Regions from separate parts of the Mus musculus genome. Here region 1 is linked to region 2. Evidence: chromatin loops called from intact Hi-C (ENCODE). Cell type or tissue: heart. All regions are shown on one strand. Links, peaks and the distances in the headings refer to the core of each region. The heading gives the core; the rest is flanking DNA. Region 1 holds the start of Zfp935 (zinc finger protein 935). Region 2 holds the start of 6720489N17Rik (RIKEN cDNA 6720489N17 gene).

Evidence for each region. A loop is a pair of places that touch in the nucleus more often than their neighbours do. Peaks named below come from ENCODE experiments on the same cell type or tissue, not always from the same donor. Only the 100,000 strongest peaks of a DNase experiment are listed, where the experiment ranks them.
Region 1: it touches region 2 in a loop (2.7-fold over the local background); 5 of 42 quality-filtered maps call a loop at or near these places.

Annotation. Positions count from the first base shown.
Region 1 is chr13:62,464,863-62,475,227 of GRCm38, forward strand. It overlaps Zfp935 (zinc finger protein 935), which reads right to left and starts at 1,950. Exons shown (of 4, transcript NM_178875.4): 1 at 1,845-1,950. The coding sequence starts at 1,847. In heart, for the core only: a CTCF peak has its summit at 5,287 (motif pointing right); a DNase peak (open chromatin) is centred at 2,029; H3K4me3 peaks cover 884 bases; H3K27ac peaks cover 531 bases.
Region 2 is chr13:62,622,662-62,633,026 of GRCm38, forward strand. It overlaps 6720489N17Rik (RIKEN cDNA 6720489N17 gene), which reads right to left and starts at 1,521. Exons shown (of 3, transcript NM_173381.1): 1 at 1,377-1,521. The coding sequence starts at 1,379. In heart, for the core only: a CTCF peak has its summit at 4,607 (motif pointing right); a DNase peak (open chromatin) is centred at 1,510; H3K4me3 peaks cover 895 bases; H3K27ac peaks cover 735 bases.

The DNA of each region.
Region 1 (10,365 bases), core at 956-8,955, 160 kb before region 2:
TGGGTCCACACACCAGGCAATCAAGAATCTGAATAAAAATTTGAACTTACCGTGAAACCAAGATAGTACATAAGTCCTACGAAATACATTGTATTACCAAATCTAGGTAATACAATGTGGCTCATGGACTCAGAGGAGAAGGGGAGGGGGAGCTGGGGGAAGAATTATGGGGGGGGGGGGTGACTGGGAGGAAGGCAGTGAGCAGGATGTAAATTGAATAAAGAGAAATCGGTTTATTAAAAAGCAGGGGAGTGCTTTTATAGTCAAGCTCAAGGCCTAGGTACATAGCATGTGCTTACAAAAGTGGAATCTTTTTCAGTTAGTAACTTAGTTCACTATCACACAGTTAACAGAACATACCAGGAACACTGGAATCCATTTCTGATGTGGAAATCACAAAATTACAAATGAAGAACAAGTCACAAAAAAAAAAAAAGGTGACTTTTAACTTGGAATCTAATTTTAACCTTAATATTAATTTGTAAAAGAAAGAAAAACTGGAGTCTGCAAGCCTATCACAAATACAATTTTGATTATTTCCTGTGTTTGAGATAGGGTCTGATACAGACAGACAGCTGACTTTGATTCACTAATCACAATATAATGTATAATAAATATTAAAAGTATAATAGATAGCAGGATGTATGCGCTTTTGAGCAAATACTCCTAGCATCAGAATCTTCTATAAAAGAGAGAGATGAGAAGCCATTTGGTGTTGGTCTGGTTATTGGTAAAGGAGAGTGATTTTGAAAAATTGCAGGCTATTCCCTAGCAGAGATAATGACATAAGAAGATAAAGTTAGGCCAGGCAGTGGTGGCGCACGCCTTTAATCCCAGCATTTGGGAGGAAGAGGCAGGCGGGTTTCTGAGTTCGAGGCCAATCTGGTCTACAGAGTGAGTTCCAGGCCAGCAAGAGGTATACAGAGGAACCCTGTCTCAAAAAAAATCCAAAAACAAAACAAAACAAAAAACAAAAAGCACTAAAAAGAGAAGATACAGTTAGATCTCACCCCTACGTGCAATGTGAGCTGCGGAGAGACGTAACCTAACACACAGCTTCTCAACACTCTGAGCTGAAGTAACTGTGCAAGTGGATTAGACATATCTGCAAAGGAGTCCCCTCTAGTTGAAAATTCAACATACATTGGAACAAACTAACCGCTCAAAAGTATAATAATTTGTATTATGAATTTATGTGAGTTTATCCATATTTGCTTGTGTAAAAGTCTTTTCTACTGTGAGGGTGGCTCTCTTCTCCTGGTTTAAGAGAAGTTTATTGCTCCAAACTTCCCCCAAGCTTATCAAGCAAGAGGCATCTGGACAAGAGGGAAAGGCTCTAGCAATGACTCCTTTACTTAATCACCCACTCCCTTTCCTTAGAGAACTTTCATAGGAAACTTTTTAGAAGAACTTGGAAATAAAGATTAAAGACATGTTTAAAAGTGTCCCACTTTTCTTCCTGTGACTTCAACTAGCAGCTGGAAGTTAGAGCAGCCCAGTTTCTGTGGAGATAGAACAAAAGCTACTCACTTAATCCCCTGTCTTTTTAAGAGGAGGCTCTAAATACCAGAGATCGCAGCGTCCAGCCTTGCCTCAGAGGAACTCGGGCAGGTCAGCTTCTGCTGCAACGCGACTGAGACTTAAGATAGGCAAACGTCTTAATACTAAACAGCAACCCTAAACATCCCTGAAAACCAAGTCTTGTCACCTCAGACACTCTTCCCCCTCCACTGCCTGAAGAGGAACCAAGAATGGCCAGGGCTGGTCCCCTGCATCCCGTCACCCCGACTCCAGCTTCTTAGACCCCTGCTCCTTCCGGTTAAGGGCAGTGGTCACACGCTCACCATGTCGCCACGTCGTAGATCGCTGGCAATTCCCTAAGGCCCCTGGCAGCAGAGATTAAAACAAATCAGACCAAGCTTTCAGCCTGCTCGAAACGGAAAGGAACACAGAGCACCGGAACAAGGCACACGGAAGAACACGCCTCTACTTCTATTGCCCTGCCTATCCGGAGGCCCTGATTGGCTAGTGAGACTTGATTGACATGAGCACCTCCCTTAGGGTTACAGTGCGCTGAAGGCACACAGCTTAGGGCTTCCCAGCTCGGGTTTCTTATCCAGATGCTGACCCTTTTGAGATCTGCAAGACTTTCTTTCAGTCCTGTCCAACAATAGTCTATCTTTCTGTCATCCAGAACTCAGCAGGAATTTCTTCTTCCTGCTCCTCCAAGGCCGCCGCCGGTTCTGCTTCTCCTCGCTCCGCCCCCCTCCTCCACCAAGGAATCAAGAGCCACACCTTGCACAGTACATTATTCAACTTGGAGCAGAATGAACTATAGGTTCCAAGGATAATTACAATTAAAGAGAGATTTTTAGGACATAAAATGTGATGTTTGCTTCTCTCATTTTACACTGACATCAGGAAAATCGCAGCTAATATGCAATTGCTACAGATGAGACTCCAGACAACCCTGGGAGAAAAGCAGGGGATGGTTGCCAATCACTATGGAGCACTATTGTTAGCCAGCACATCTTCCTACGTGGGAAGGTGAAAAAACATATCTGTATTAGTAAAGGTTTTCCAGATGAACAGAACTCAGAGCATGGATATCTTTAAGTATGCAGAAAGTGGATAGATAAGAATGGCTCACAGAATGTGGCCCCACTGGTAAATCAATGACTGTACCAACGGAGATTTGAAGAAAACAGTAGTGCCTTTATGTCTCAGCTGGTCTTTAGTATTTTTCAGCATTCCAAAGATGGAGCCTTAATGCTAGAAAAATAAAGAGACCTTGCTGGCCAGTATGTGGGAAGAAGAGAAAGAGAAAGAACTACCATCTTCAATATCCTTTATATATGTAGGCTCACAGCAGAAGTTCTGGCCTAGATTAATTTTTTTTCTACTTAACCAAAACCTCCAGAGTAAATAAGGGTTTTCCCATCTTAAATGGTGAAAATAATAAAAACATTCACAGTGCCCATCTCTTTGGTTTTAAGTAACTGAACTCCTGTAACTACAGTCATTTGAAATAATTACATTGGTGGCAACATCAGTTAACAGGAAGTTCAGTTTTTATCCAGATTCTTTCTTTTTAGATTTATATATTTATTTTTTATGTATATGAGTACACTGTAGCTGTACAGATGGTTGTGAGCCTTCATGTGGCTGTGGAGAATTGAATTTTTCAGACCTCTGCTTCACTCTGGTCAGTCCCACTCACTTAGTCCCTGCTTGCTCTCGCCCAAAGATTTATTTCTTATTATTATTATACATAATTACACTGTAGCTGACTTCAGACACTCCAGATCTCATTATGGATAGTTGTGAATCACCATGTGGTTGCTGGGATTTGAACTCAGGACCTTGGGAAGAGCAGTCAGTGTTCTTACCTGCTGAGCCTTCTCCTCAGCCCCCTTTTCCAGATTATTAATTGCCTGGGCTGCAGACCAGAGTAATGACCAGTCAAGGTGACTATTAAGATGGAAAATTGGTGACCTCACTACTCATTGCTAATGTCAAGTACAGACATACCAGGAAAACTTTCACCTTCAAAGCCTAGCCTAGAAGAGATGCAGGACTGTCTTCCCATCATGTGGCTTTAGAGACAGGATTAGATGTACAAGGCAATTATCAGTTACATGGCATGACCCAGCCTGGGCACAGGAGACCTTGTCCTAAGCAGCACTTGTAAAAGAAATGGAAAGAAATTCTTATGCCTGGGAAACATCACAGAATGGATACAAGTAAGAGATCAGAGCAGTGCTGCATTTAAAGCGAACCAATAATTGACTTATTACAAACAGAAATATTATTGAAAAAACACATAGCCATTCTGACTTTGTAAAAGAATAGTCCATTTCCTGGTAGAAGGAATAGCATCTTTCAAATACTGTTTGACCATGCTTCTATGTGGATTGTTGCCTGCTGAGAACTGTAACTTGACACACACAACTACAGCCAATGAAGGCCTGTGTTTTAAATTTCTGAGCTGACTTAATTATGTCAATGAGGATTGCACATATCTCATAGGACAGTAGTAACCTAACTGCAATTTGAGTATTCACTGGCTTAACTGACATCATAAATCATACACCCATAGATCTAGTCTGCCTTCATTTACCCAACATGAATTAAGACACACTGAAAATTATAAAATTACCTCCATGCCAGCATCAGGCACTTTCATTATTGCAACTCTAGCAGCTGATTACCCACCCTGATTCCCCCATTAGTGTACACAATAAACTTCTTCCTATTGTGGTCAGAATGCAGAAGCTATGCCCCTCATGCAAATCCATTTCCTATTGACTCAACAAACAGTTTATTACATGACTCAAATGCATAATTTTAAAACACAGTGGTGGTACAAATGTTAACTTAAGAATTTAGTTGTGGGGGGCTGGTTAGATGGCTCAGTGGTTAAGAGAACTGACTGGTCTTCCAAAGGTCCTGAGTTCAAATCCCAGCAACCACATGGTGGCTCACAACCATCGGTAATGAGATCTGACGTCCTCTTCAGGTGTGTCAGAAGACAACTACAGTGTATAATAAATAAACAAATCTTTAAAAAAAAAGAATTTAGTTGGTTTAAACAATAGGATAGCAATGATACTGCCCTGAGAGATAACAGAGTGGAATGAGAGCTACATGACTCACCATAGGAAACCTTGTCTCAGAAATAATTTTCTAAAAGACTGGAGGTGTAACAGGTAGAAATAGCATCCTTTCATAGGAAAAGATCACTCACTCATCTTTGACTGATGCCCAAGAAGAGCCAGCCTAGAACAGAATTTTTAGTTCCCAATATGCTGTTGTACCTAAGTCTCTCTTAGGTTAGGGCCACAGCTATAGTTTGAACAATAGTCACTTAGGCAGATGGAGATTTACAGAGGAAAACGACCTTCTAGTCAACAATGTATGATCTAAAAGTACATTTAAAAGATGTATCAATGCCACAACTCTCCATATACAATGGACAGAGAATACAAACAGAAAATACCAAGGAAACATCACCTAACAGCACTGTGGTTACCGTTCTTACGTGAGCAGGTTTGCTGAGCTAGTCTAACCTCAGAATAAGGCTGCTTTTCTTAATCAGCAACTTGGTTCAGAGGAAAGGCACAGGTGCTTCTCTGTAGGACCAGAAAGAAGTGCATCCTGAATGCTGTGTGTCTCAAGGCTGTGACATCTCTGTAGAAGATTCCATGTTATATACATTATTTTTATTTTACTTATGTGAGCCTATTGCTGGAACATGTCTATGTGCATTACCTACAGTGGTCAGAAGAGGGCACTATATCCCTCTGAATTGCAGTTACAGCAATTGAATTACAGCCATGTTGTTTTTTAGAATGCAACCTGCATCACCTGGAACAACATCCAATGCTCATAACTATATCTGTATTTATTATATTTTTCTTGTAAAATTAATTTTATGCATTTAAATTAGAACATAATACAACACTTCATGTAACCTTTACCTTTTTACATTTTTCTTTTTTTTTTTTTTAAAGATTTATTTATTTATTATATGTAAGTACACTGTAGCTGTCTTCAGACACTCCAGAAGAGGGAGTCAGATCTTGTTACGGATGGTTGTGAGCCACCATGTGGTTGCTGGGATTTGAACTCCTGACCTTCAGAAGAGCAGTCGGGTGCTCTTACCTACTGAGCCATCTCACCAGCCCACCTTTTTATATTTTTCTAATATATATTCCCAAAAATGTCAAATGAGGTGGGAGATTTGGTAAAACCATGATAGCCTAGTGAGCTAACTTCATTTCCTTAACTGTATGCAATATATCTATTTACAAGCTTGAATGTACAATTAAACTGCTAGACGCTCAGAAATCTCTTTGTCTATGCCCATTTACATAGTCTACCTTTCTCTTGAGCTCACTGAAACCCAGGAGGGCTCCTTTGCTCTCTTTCTTCAAATCCTTCCTCATCTTTGTCCTGCTATTTCTTACCACTCTGCTTCCACAATGCTATTCTAAGTCAAGACATAGAGACAGAGTCCAAAGAGAGTGCCCACCAAGAGAAAGCTCAAATGTCTTATTGCTACAAAACCAGGCTCTATCTCCCTTACTACATCCTTGGCAGGCTGCAGCAGGTCAGCTCCAGGGGGAGGTAGTGGTGGGAGGACCCGGGTCAAGTCTGTAGGGAGCTGAAACTTCTCACCTTTACAGAAGAGCATCTCAATGCCATCCAAGCTGACTTTGCCCCAAGTCACCCAGCAAAGACCTCAAGACCCCTCCCAAGTAACTTGCCTCAAAATGGGCAGGCACTTTCCATTCCTTAGCATTCTCTTGTATTGAGGCTTTGGCTTTCAGAGGCACACCCAAAATACACCTTTCCAAAACAGGCCTAGCTGCATCTGAAAAGGCAAAGTCTTCCTAAGCTAGGATATTTCAATACAAATCACTCTTTCTAAGAACCATATGCAAATATCCTTTAACAATTTATCCCCTTACTTCTCCCCTCTCCATCCTAAATTCTTCCCTGCCAGTTTCTTCCTTGTTACATACATGTGTGACTATGAAGACTCAAATACATAAATAAAACTTGCTGACTGCATTTTTATTGGTTATGTGTATGATTCAAGGACTGACTGACTTGCATTGATTAGCCAAATAGGGAACTCATTGCCTGGGGCTAACTCTCCTACTTAAGAGTTCCCCTCTTTAATAAGCAATAGGACTTGGGGAGCACAAGTGACAGATTAGGATGAAAATAAGATAGGCCCTCTTCTCTGTGAAGTAGATAAAGTACCTACCTTGAATCCAAAAGCTGAAAGTGAGCTTTTTGTTTTTTATGGTGGCAAATATCTCCCACCTTAGATATTGAGGTAGCTGTCACCCAAATTCCCCACAATGATTATCCTATACTTTCCTCCTACTCCTCTGAAAGACTTCCAGGTACTGGAAAATAAGTATGCAACATAGGAGCAAAGGGCAACATTCCCATTTAAATGCCACATCTTGCTTCAATGCCTAGAGAATGAATTCTGTCTCTTACACAACCACACTCTTCCATGACCATCAATGACAGCGTTATGTTTCCAACATACAATGCTAAGAATAAACAATATTATTCCACAAAGAATCAAAGCATATCAAAGAAGGAACAGACCAAAGCAACACAACATCCAGCAGAAAAATATAAAACCATGAAGCTTATTTTTCAGCTTCTTCAGATAATGAAATTGCCTGACTACAATATACTTAGGCATCTCTGGTCTTCCACCTCTGTCTCTGAAGCACACATAGTCTCACTTGTAGGCCAACTCCACTATGTGCTTGCAGCACTTTTCAAAGCTGCTCCTCTTGTCCGAAATACCTTGTGTATGGTATTATATTTTACTTTATTGAATGTGGGTTAGTAGGGCTGGAGAGATCTTTCAGTTGTTAAGAGCACCAACTGGAGAACCAGCCTTCATTCCTAGCATTTCCATGGCAGCTCACCTTGATCTATAACTATAGTTCCCCAAAATCCTAAGGTCTAAATAGTTACCTATGAGCTGTCACCTGGCATTTTCTTGGGTATTTCCATAAATGAGAGCTTTTCTGTGCATCCTGTCATATGGTCTCAAAAGTTAATGGTATAAATATATACTTCTATACAAGGGAACAAAACATGTTTGAGTTACTCTTTCAGTCAGGAATGACAACATGTGATGTAAAGAATCAAACGTATGGTTTTGAAAGACCCCTAAAGAGGGGAAACCCTCAGACAATCCCCCCCAAGAACTCAGGAGAGACTGTCCTTGCTGCAATCACATGAGGTTTATTGACAGGAACCAGCGCGCTGGGGCTGACTCCTGGAATCCCATGCAGGGGTTGGAGAGGAGATATTTACAGGAAAAAAACCCAGAATCCAAAGGGGTAGGGAGGGCTTTATTGGAAAATACCGAAATACCAGTGGAAAAAATCACAAGGGGAAACTCCCTGCTTCTCAAGATTGTTCTCAAGTTTTAATGTAACTTTTGTGGTCAGCCAGTTCCTGGAAAAAGGTCACTGAAGCAGCTTGTGTAATTATCTGTCCTGTGGTTAGTCAAGTTCCTGGAACAGAGTCACTGAACTGGCTAACCTACATTCTTGGCTCTACTCTGTTTGCTAGAGGGGTTGGTGTTATTAGACGCGTTCTCACGACCGGCCAGGAAGAACACCACAGACCAGAATCTTCTGCGGCAAAGCTTTATTTCTTACATCTTCAGGAGCCAGGGTGCAGGAAGCAAGAGAGCAAGAAGCAAGAGAGAGAAGCAAGAGAGCAAGAAGCAAGAGAGAGAGAAAACGAAACCCCGTCCCTTTTTAAGGAGAATTCTCCTTCGCCTCGGACGTGTCACTCCTTGATTGGCTGCAGCCCATCGGCCGAGTTGACGTCACGGGGAAGGCAGAGCACAAGTAGTCATAAGATACCCTTGGCACATGCGCAGATTATTTGTTTACCACTTAGAACACAGCTGTCAGCGCCATCTTGTAACGGCGAATGTGGGCGCGGCTCCCAACATCTCCCCCTATCCTTTTAATAAGAGCAAATAGGCCACCCATATTAATGAGAGTGGAGATAGAGGTCAAATCCCCAGTGTGTAGGTAAAGGAGCCATGTACAGGATTAGCTCTTAGGCTTACAGGCTTTTACCCAGAGCAACCCTGACCTGCTCCCGTGTCGTTTTGCCTGGGGGAAGGGAACTAGGACACTGAACCTTCATGAAAGATGACATGTCTCCCTAGAATAGGCTCATATATGCCGCAGAGCCTTTCCATTGCAGTGCTTAGCCTTGCAACTCTCTCGGGCTGCTGAAGCACACTCACTCTATCCCGTGCAATGAGTCTAGCCTCATGGGATATAAGAGCTGAGTGGCCAGCGACCTATTGCCTAAGCATAGATATATCATATATCAGGGGGAGCTCCATGTTCTAGTCCTGCAAGCGCCTGGGCAATAACCACCTTGTCTCTCCTAGTTTAGGCCTTAAGCTTACAGACCAATCAAAGAAGCAACACTAATCCACAGCAAAGTGTATCTCCAAATAATATTAATCCCACCCATTTTTTTAAAGAAAGAAAATGCTGAGGAGATCCAATTGGGTAATCCTTTGGTCAGGGACAGGTCCAAGCGCGTGGAGTTGACCTGAAGTCTCAATTCCCGAAGGATCTGTTCAAATTCAGCCATCCAATTCTGTAACATATACTGAAAAAGACTTTTTGACAAATTAGCTGTCCTAGTAAATTTAACATACTGAATGGAAATAACACACAATCCCGGAAACTTTTGTTCACATCCCTGCTGAGTTATTTGTCATAATACATCTAGTTGTATCTGGACAAGATCTATGAGTTGATTAACCAGCATGAGACCTCTCTGTATCTTGACATTAGCTGAGGCCTGTTCATCTATGACTGTAGTCACTGAGGCTGACAAAGTGTTAATGGTGTCAGTCATCTGGACCTGTCCAGACAGAGCCAAGGCTGTCTGAATTAAGGCCAAACCCAGTTCCTAGTTAGTGGTAAAAAAGCAGGAGAATACTTGAGCATTATACATCACCGTCATTGGGAGTGGAAATGTCGACATTATCCCCCAACGCTGCTCTCTCTTTATTATTGACGCCCTGGACATCACCAAGACGAGGGACATTAGTATTCCCTTGGTCAGTCTGGATTTTTCGGGTGAGTCTTTCTGGTACCCAAAATGGGTTGTCTTCATTCTGTGGGAAAACACAGATAGCTCCCCTGGATCTTATCAAAATAGGATCCGGGCCATACCATTTATTATCAAGGACATTTTTCCATTTAACCATCTCATTGGGCCTATCTGGCTCTGAACAATGACGTTCAGCCGCAGTATGGCCATGAGCATCAATATTTAAAAAATTGAGTGTAAAGAGTGCCAAAGACACCGACACTCTTGGTGCTCGGGGTACAGTCTCCTCAAAAGTTCCCCTCTTCTGTTTTATAAGATAGGCTTTGAGGGTGCGATGCGCACGCTCAACAATACCCTGTCCTTGAGGGTTGTACGGAAGTCCAGTCAGGTGGGTTACGTCCATCTGACGGCAGAACTGCTGGAATTTTTGAGACGTATAAGCTGGTCCATTATCAGTCTTAAGGAGTCTGGGTTTCCCCCAAGCACTCCATGCCTCAAGACAATGTTGAATCACATGTGAGGCTTTTTCTCCGGTTAACGGAGAGGCAAACATGATGCCAGAACATGTGTCAATGGACACATGGAGATATTGAAGTTTTCCAAAGGAAGAAACATGTGTAACATCCATTTGCCAGACCTGTAGAGGTCGAATACCGCGTGGGTTAATTCCCACATGAGGAACTGGCAAGAACTCACAGCAGCTTTGACATTGAGTAACAATGTCAC
Region 2 (10,365 bases), core at 1,038-9,037:
TTCTAATGTGGAAATCACAAAACTATAAATAAAGAACAAGTCACAAAACAAACAAACGAACAAAAAAAGAAGGTGACTTTTAACATGGAATCTAATTTTAACCTTGATATTAATTTGTAAAAGAAAGAAAAACTGGAGTCAGCAAGCCTATCACAAATATAATTTTCATTATTTCCTGTGTTTGAGATAGGGTCTGATACAGACACGAAGCTGACTTTGACTCACTAATCACACTACAATGTATCATACTTATTAAAAGTATAATAGAGAGCAGGATGTATGTGCCTTTGAGCAAATATTCCTAGCATCAGAATCTTCTATAGAAGAGAGAGCTGAGAAGCCATTTGGTGTTGGTCTGGTTATTGGTAAAGGAGAGTGATTTTGAAAAATTGCAGGCCATTCCCTGGCAGAGATAAAGACATAAGAAGATAAAGTTAAGCCAGGAAGTGGTGGCGCATGCCTTTAATCCCGCACTTGGGAGGAAGAGGCAGGCGGGTTTCTGAGTTCGAGGCCAGCCTGGTCTGCAAAGTGAGTTCCAGGATAGCCAGGGCTATACAGAGGAACCCTGTCTCAAAAAAATCCAAAAAGATAAAAAATAAGAAACACCAAAAAGAGAAGATACAGTTTGATCTCACCCCTATGTGCAAGTGGATTGGACATATCTGCAAAGGAGTCCCCTCTAGTTGGAAATTCAACATACATTGGACCAAAAGGGTATGAATTTGTATTATGAATTTATGTGAGTTTATCCATATTTGCTTGTGTAAAAGTCTTTCCTACTGTGAGGGTGGCTCTCTTCTCCTGGTTTAAGAGAAGTTTATTGCTCCAAACTTCCCCCAAGCTTAGCAAGCAAGAGGCATCTGGACAAGAGGGAAAGGCTCTAGCAATGACTCCTTTACTTAATCACCCACTCCCTTTCCTTAGAGAACTTTCATAGGAAACTTTTTAGAAGAACTTGGAAATAAAGATTAAAGACATGTTTAAAAGTGTCCCACATTTCTTCCTGTGACTTCAACTAGCATGCTGGAAGTTAGAGCAGCCCAGTTTCTGTGGAGATAGAACAAAAGCTACTCACTTAATCCCCTGCCTTTTAAGAGGAGGCTCTAAATACCAGAGAGCCTTGCCTCAGAGGAACTCGGGCAGGTCAGCTTCAGCTGCCAAGCGACTGAGACTTAAGATAGGCAAATGTCTTAATACTAAACAGCAACCCTAAACATCCCTGAAAACCAAGTCTTGTCACCTCAGACACTCTTCCCCCTCCACTGCCTGAAGAGGAACCAAGAATGGTCAGGGCTGGTCCCCTGTATCCCATCACCCCCACTCCAGCTACTTAGCCTCCTGCTCCTTCCGGTTAAGGGCAGTGGTCACACGCTCACCATGTCGCCACGTTGTAGATCGCTGGCAATTCCCTAAGGCCCCTGTCAGCAGACATCAAAACACAACAGATCAATCTTTCAGCCTGCTCGCAACGGAGAGAATGCAGAGTAGGGGAACAAGGCACACTAAAGAACACGCCTCTACTCCTATTGGCGGGCCTATTCGGAGGCCCTGATTGGTTCGTGAGTCTTGATTGACATGAGCACCTCCCTTACGGTTAGAGTGCGCTGAAGGCACACAGCATAGGGCTTCCCAGCTCGGGTTTCTTATCCAGGAGCTGACCCTTTTCAGATCTGCAAGACTTTCTTTCAGTCCCGTCCTCCAATAGTCTATCTTTCTGTCATCCAGAACTCAGCAGGAATTTCTTCTTCCTGCTCCTCCAAGGCCGCCGCCGGTTTTCCTCCTCCTCACTCTGTCCCATCCTCCACCAAGGAATCAAAAGCCACACCTTGCATAGTACAGTATTCAACTTGGAGCCGAATAAACTATAGGTTGCAAGGATAATTACAATTAAAGAGAGATTTTTAGGACATAAAATATGATGTTTGCTCCTCTCATTTTACACTGACATCAGGAAAACCGCAGCTAATATGCAATTGCTACATATGAGACTCCAGACAACCCTGGGGGAAAAGCAGGGGATGGATGCCAATCACTATGGAGCACTGTTGTTAGCCAGCACGGTTTCCTACGTGGGAAGGTGAAAAAACATATCTGTATTAGTAAAGGTTTTCCAGATGAACAAAACTCGGAGCATGGATCTCTCAAAGTATGCAGAAATTGGATAGATAAGAATGGCTCACAGAATGTGGCCCCACTAGTAAATCAATGACTGTACCAATGAAGAGTTGAAGAAAACAGTAGTTCCTGTATGTCTCAGCTGGTGTTCAGCACGTAACAGAATTCCAAAGATGGAGCCTTAATGTCAGAAAAATAAAAAGACCTTGCAAGCCAGTATGTGGGAAGAAAAGAGAAAGAACTACCATCTTCAATATCCTTTATATATGTAGGCTCACAGCAGAATTTCTTGTTAACCAAAACCTCCAGAGTAAAGAAGGGTTTTCCCATGTTAAATGGTGAAAATAATAAAAACCCCTCACAGTGCCCATCTGTTTGGTTTTAGGTAACTGAACTCCTGTAACTACAGTCATTTGAAATAATTGCATTGGTGGCAACAACAGTTGACAGGAAGTTCAGTTTTTATCCAGATTCTATCTTTTTAGATTTATATATTTATTGTTTTATGTATATGAGTACAATGTAGCTGTACAGATGGTTGTGAGCCTTCATGTGGCTGTGGAGAATTGAATTTTTCAGACCTCTGCTTCACTATGGTCAGCCACACTAACTTAGTCCCTGCTTGCTCTGGCCCAAAGATTTATTTATTATTATTATACATAATTACACTGCAGCTGACTTCAGACACTCCAGATCTCATTATTAAAAGTTGTGAGCCACCATGTGGTTGCTGGGATTTGAACTCAGGACCTTGGGAAGAGCAGTCAGTGTTCTTACCCACTGAGCTTTCTCCCCAGCCCCTTTATCCAGATTATTAATTGCCTGGTCTGCAGACCACAGTAATGGCCAATCAAGGTGATTATCAAGATGGAAAATTGGTGACCTCAATACTCATTGCTAATGTCAAGTACAGCCATACCAGGAAAACGTTCACCTTCAAAGCCTAGCCTAGAAGAGATGCAGGACTATCTTCCCATCATGTGGCTTTAGAGACAGGATTAGATGTTCAAGGCAATTATCAATTACATAGCATGACCCAGCCTGGGCTTCAGGAGACCTTGTCCTAAGCAGCACTTGTAAAAGAAATTGAAAAAAATTCTTATGCCTGGGAAACATCACAGAATGGATACAAGTAAGATTTCAAAGCAGTGCTGCATTTAAAGGGAACCAATAATTGACTTTTTAAAAACATAAATATTATTGAAAGAACACATAGCCATTCTGACTTTGTAAAAGAATAGTCCATTTCCTGGTAGAAGGAATAACATCTTTCAAATACTGTTTGACCTTGCTTCTATGTGGATTGTTGCCTGCTGAGACCTGTAACTTGACACACACACAACTACAGCCAATGAAGGCCTGTGTTTTAAATTTCTGAGCTGACTTAATTATGTCAATGAGGATTGCACATATCTCATAGGACAATAGTAACCTAACTGCAATTTGAATATTCACTGGCTTAACTGACATCACAAATCATACACCTACCGATCTAGTCTGCTTTCATTTACCCAACATGAATTAAGACATGCTACAAAATTATAAAATTACCTCCATGCCAGCATCAGGCACTTTCATTATGGCAACTCCAGCAGCTGATTACCCACCCTGTTTCCCCCATTAGTGTACACAATAAAGTTCTTCCTATTCTGGTCAGGATGCAGAAGCTATGCCCCTCATGCAAATGCTTTTCCTATGGACTCAGTAAACAGTTGATTACATGACTCAAATGCATAATTTTAAAACACAGTGGTGGTACAGATGTTAACTTAAGAATTTAGTTGATTTAAACAATAGGATTGCAATGTTACTGCCCTGAGACATAATAGAGTGGAATGAGAGCTACATGACTCACCATAGGAAACCTTGTCTCAGAAATAATTTTCTGAAAGGCTGGAGGTATAACAGTTAGAATTAGCATCCTTTCATAGGAAAAGATCACTCATTCATCTTTGACTGATGCCCAAAGAAGAGCCAGCCTAGAACAGAATTTTTAGTTCCCAATATGCTGTTATACCTAAGTCTCTCTTAGGTTTGGGCCACAGCTATAGTTTGAACAATAGTCACTTAGGCAGATGGAGATTTACAGAGTAAATCCATCTTCTAGTCCATAATGTATGATCTAAAAAGTAAGTTTAAAAGATGTATCAATGCCACAACTCTCCAATATACAATGGACAGAGAATACAAATACAGAAAATATCAAGGAAACATCATCTAACAGCACTGTGGTTACCGTTCTTACATGAGCAGGTTTGCTGAGCTAGTCTAACCTCAGAATAAGGCTGCTTTTTTACTCAGCAACTTGGTTCAGAGGAAAGGCACAGGTGCTTCTCTGTAGGACCAGAAAGAAGTGCATCCTGAATGCTGTGTGTCTCAAGGCTGTGACATCTCTGTAGAAGATTCCATATTTTATACGTTATTTTTATTTTATGTATGTGTTTTGCTGGGTCCTGTCTGTGTGCACTACCTACAGTGGTCAGAAGAGGGCAGTATATCCCTCTGAATTTCAGTTACAGCAATTGAATTACAGCCTTGAGGTTTTTTTGGAATGCAACCTGCATTACCTGGAACAACATCCAATGATCATGACTATATCTGTGTTTATTATATTTTCCTTGTAAAATAAATGTTTATGCATTTAAATTAGAACATAATACAACACTTCATGTAACCTTTACCTTTTTACATTTTTCTAATATATATTCCCAATAATGTCAAATGAGGTGGGAGATTTGGTAAAAACATGCTAGCCTAGTGAACTAACTTCATTTCCTTAACTGTATGCAAAATACCTATTTACAAGCTTGAATGTACAACTAAACTGCTAGATGCTCAGAAATCTCTTTGTCTATGCCGGTTTACACAGATAGTCTACATTTCTCTTGAGCTCACCGAAACCCAGGAGGACTCCTTTGCTCTTTCTTCAAATCCTGCCTTATCTGTGTCCTGCTATTTCTTACCACTCGGCTTCCACAATGCTATTCTAAGTCAAGAGATAGAGACAGAGTCCAAAGAGAGTGCCCACCAGGAGAAAGCTCAAATGTCTTATTGCTACAAAACCAGGCTGTATCTCCCTTACTACATCCATGGCAGGCTGCAGCAGGTCAGCTCTAGGGGGAGGTAGTGGTGGGAGGACCCAGGTCAAGTCTGTAGGGAGCTGAAACTTCTCACCTTTACAGAAGAGCATCTCAATGCCATCCAAGCTGACTTTGCCCCAAGTCACTCAGCAAAGACCTCAAGACCCCTCCCAAGTAACTTGCCTTAAACTGGGCAGGCACTTTCCATTTTTTAGCATTCTCTTGTTTTGAGGCTTTGGCTTTCAGAGGCACACCCAAAATACACCGTTCCAAGACACACCTAGGTGCATCTGAAAGGGCAAAGTCTTTACTAAGCTTGGATATTTGAATACCAATTATGCTTTCTAAGAACCATATGCAAATATCCTTAATCAATTTATCCCCTTACTTCTCCCCTCTCCATCCTAAATTCTTCCCTGAAAGTTTCTTCCTTGTTATATACATGTGTGACTATGATGACTCAAATACATAAATAAAATTTGCTGACTGCATTTCTATTGGATATGTGTATATGATTCAAGGACTGACTGACTTGCATTGATTAGCCAAATAGGGAACTCATTGCCTGGGGCTAATTCCCCTACTTAAGAGGTCCACTCTTTAATAAGCAATAGGACTTGGGGAGCACAAATGACAGATTAGGATGAAAATAAGATAGGCCCTGTTCTCTGTGAAGTAGATAAAGTACCTACTGTGAGTCCAAAAGCTACAAGTGGATTATTTTTATTTAAATAATAAAATTATTTACTGAGTGAGCTTTTTGCTATTTGTGGTGGCAAACCTCTCCTACCTTAGATATAGAGGTAGCTGTCACCCAAATTCCCGACAATGATTATCCTATACCTTTCGCCTACTCCTCTGAAAGACTTCCAGGTACTGGAAAATAAGTATGCAATATAGGAGTAAAGGGCGACATTCCCATCTAAACTCATTATCTTGCTTCAACTCTTATAGAGTGAATCCTGGCTCTTACCCTACCACACTCTTTCATGACTGTCAATGAGACTGTTATGATTCCAACATACAAAGCTAAGAATAAACAATATTCCACAAAGAGTCAAAGCATATCAACGATGGAACAGACCAAAGCAAGACCTAATCCAGCAGGAAAATATGAAATCATGAAGTTCATTGTTCAGCTTCTTCAGATAGTGATGAAATTGCCTGACTACAATAAACTTAGGCATCCCTAGTCTTCCACCTCTGTCTCTGAAGCACACATGGCTTCACTTTTAGGCCGATTCCACGACTTGCTTGTAGCTCTTTTCAAAGATTCTCTTATTGTCACAAATACCTTGTGTATGGTATTATATTTTACTTTATTGAAATTGGGTTAGTGAGGAAGGAGAGATCTTTCAGTTGTTACGAGCACCAACTGTAGAAGCAGGCTTCATTCCTAGTATTTACATGGCAGCTCACTATGATCTACAACTGTTTAGTTCCACAAAAACATAAGGTCCAAATTGTTACATATGAGCTGTCAACTGTTATTTTCTGTAGTATTTCCATAAATGAGACCTTTTCTGCATGTCTTTCATATAGATTCTAAAATGAATGGCATGAAAATATACTTCTATACTACAGAGGAACAAAACAAAGTTGCTTGAGTTACTCTTTCATTCAGCAATGACATGTGAAATAAAGTATCAAATGTATATTCTAGTCTACGATTTCAGGGGAAATAAATAAACTATACCAAAAACAAAAAAACAAGCTTTTAAACAATTTGTGTTGTTATTTGTCAAAAATCCTAATCTACAGTGAGAAGAGTTTATTCTATCTACAAACACAGAATCCCCGACCACAGATAGATTCACAGTTCAATTTTGGACCATGTTTTATTTTCACTCCCTTTGTTTTCTGTGTTAAACCATACTTACTGGTATAATTTTCCTCTGCCCAGGTCACTACATGAATGAGCAGGACTACTGTCTCTCTAACAACCCTTCCCAGTCCCAGCAGATCAGATTCTGATAGCTCAGCCAACCTGCTCTTCCTGACCATGGAAGTTACCATCCTAAACACTGGCTGCCACACTCAGCACAGTATTGCTTGTAGGGCTGCTTCAGAGGAGAATCTTAGAATGAACCCACAAGGTTTCTCCTACTGTAGCTACTGAGTGTTAGCTCTTTCCAGCGTCCATCACTATCTAGGTCACCCTGCTGGACCTCAGGAAAGTAGCAGCACTGCTAAGGATGGGAAGAGATCAAATGACTCAGAGAGGCCAGGCCTATTGAGCTCTGCCATTCCACAATGGGTGCAGACAGGGTCCTAGACTGGGAAATTTTAGATATGAAGAAGAACTTGCAGTCTTCCAGAGCATGTCTACTTGATTTATTCAATCAAGGAACAGGGTACATCATGTGTACATTCTCTTACACACCTACAGTTAGTTCTGCCATCAATTTGCTTCATAGCTGGGAAGTCCTGCAGACAAACATAGGTCACATTCAAACAGTAACTGTTGTTCACAGAGAAATATCCCTCATGAAAAACAATAGATTGTCTATGAAGGAATTCGGAGACAGAAGAGAGATGGTGGGAATGCTGTAAGTATAATGGAAAATACAGCTTTAAAGTGGAAAAGGCTTGATGATTATGTTCTCCAGAAGGAGGGAAGTGTATTAGAGCACACCAAGTGTTACTCAGGCCTAGTCTCTCAGGAGGATCATCTTAAAACTTGGAAAAATGTCTCATTCGGTAGGAACACAATCATTACCTAGATATTATTCTTGGAAGAACTAGTGTAACTACAGTAATCTGACATTTTAGCAAGTTCAGCTTTTTATCCAGATACTTGATTGTCTGGGGTTGGATAGAAAAATGGGTCAGCAGGACAGTTATCAATCATCTAAAATTGATTACTTCAATGCAAATCTTAAGTACTGTCAAAGCAGAGATATTATCACCTCCTTTTGTCCTGACCCTTTCTGGGCTATGACTAAACATATCTCAAAGTTGGTCACAAAATTCAATTCTTGCACAGGTGCAGCTTCATTGGACAGTCCCAACAGAAAACAGAAGTTGGATGACAATCATTCACTGGCCTATCTTTCCTTTCAATGCAGTCAAAGCCCAGGCTGGGAGAGGTGCAGGACTGACACCCGAGCTTGTGGCAGCAGAGACAGGATTGGAAGTTCAAATTAATTCTAAATTACAGAGTATGAGCCAGCCCATAGTACAAGAGATAATGCTCTAAACAGGAATAAATAATCTACAGCACCTTTAAAGATGAAAAGAAATTTTTAATGACTGGGAAGTATTGGAGAATGAAAACAATTAAGAGACAATAGCAGAGATGCATTTAAAGGAAATCACATTCAAAAACTGAAATTACGGGCAGTGGTGGCAAACGACTTTTACACTAGCACTTGGGAGGCAGAGGTAGGTGGATTTCTGAGTTCGAGGCCAGCCTGTTCTACAGAGTGAGTTCCAGTACAGCCAGGACTACACAGAGAAACCCTGTCTCAAAACAAACAAACAAACAAACAAACAAAAAACTGAAATCAATTATTAACTCTTTAAAAAGATAAACATCATTGAAAAGTTCCCACATATCTCCACCAATTTTCAAAAAAAGGAGAGCATTCCCTGGCAGAGGGAATGCTGTTAAGAAGATAGGGTTTTACCTCACCCCATGAGCAATGTTAGCTGCTGAGTTATGTAACTTAACACATGCAATCACATGAAATCACTGGCCTGTTTCTCAGCCCTCAGAGCTGAAGTAAATTTGCAAGTGGATTGGACATATAGGCAATATTGACATCTAGTTGGAAATTCAATATTCATCGGACCAAGCTAATCATCCCAATGTGTATGCCCACCAGTTTGATCTGCTTTCACTCACATGACATGAATTAATAAATGCTGGGGAACTACAAGTTCACTCACCCTGGCATAACCAGGGACTTCTACATAATGGTGATACTACGAGTTGTTTGTGTGCCAAATATCTTTCTGTGAATTACACAAAAATCTTGTCCTCCTACTCTGGTCTGAAGGTAGAAGCCATGCTCCACATGCAAATCCTTTCCCCCCTTACTGCACTGGAAAGTTGACTACATGGCTCGAACAGGTCATTTAAAACTGAGTGGTGCTGCAGGCAGTTCATTTAACCATTTGGCTAGCTTAATCAAGAAGACAGTATGTTATTGCCCTCAGGAGCAAGAACTGAGAGCAAGGCCACCTGAGTGTAAGTGGGAGAGTTTTTCTCAGAAACATCTTTCTGGGCTGGAGGTACAGCTGCTCTAGCACTGATGTGTTTGATAAGGAAATCACTGCACAAAAGTAAATGATTATTTTGAAAAATCTCTTTACAAAGAGTGTGTATTCAGCTCAAGAGAAACCAGCCAAGAAGAGATTTTGCATTTCACATATGCTACCATTTTAATTCTTTTTAAGTTTTAGGACCCAGGTTATCCTTTGAACCACAGCAATAGGGAAAGGAGTCTGCACGTCTAGCCACTGAGGTACATGGGGATTTATAACTCAAGTGCACATTTTAATCATGAAGGAGGATTTCAAAGATTGAGTTAAAAGAACTATCAATGCCACAATTGTCACACATACAAGGGACACAAACACAAATATAGAATACTGGAAAAGTCGCCTAACAGTACTATGGTTATTGCTCTTACATGAACAATTCTTTTGAGCTACTCTAAACCAGCTGTTTCCTCCTGAGCAAGCTGGTTCAGAGGAAGGTAATGGGTGCATCAATGCAGGACAAGAAAGAGTTACATTCCAATTAGCCAGACTACTGTCAATGTCAGGGCCATGACTTCAGTGTGGAGAATTCCAGTTTTCAGTGTGGAGAATTCCAGTTTTTTGAGGTATAATTTTTAAATTTATTTTATATGTATTTTAATTTTATTTTGCATGCATGTGTTTGAGAACAGAAGGCAACAGCAAATACTTCCCAATAATAGTTAATAACCAGGTAGTTTGGGGAATGGAACCTCTGTCTACTGTAACAATATCCAGTTTATGTTAACTGCTAGGCTGTCTGTCTGACAATGTGCTTATTTAAATTGTACTTTTGTACATGTTAAGTAAAAATATTGCATTATTTTCTTCTTCATTTTCTATTCTTTATCCATTCCCAAAAGTGTTCAAATATCTTCTTTGTTAAGGATGAAAAATTCACAAATACATGAAGAAAACCTGCTGT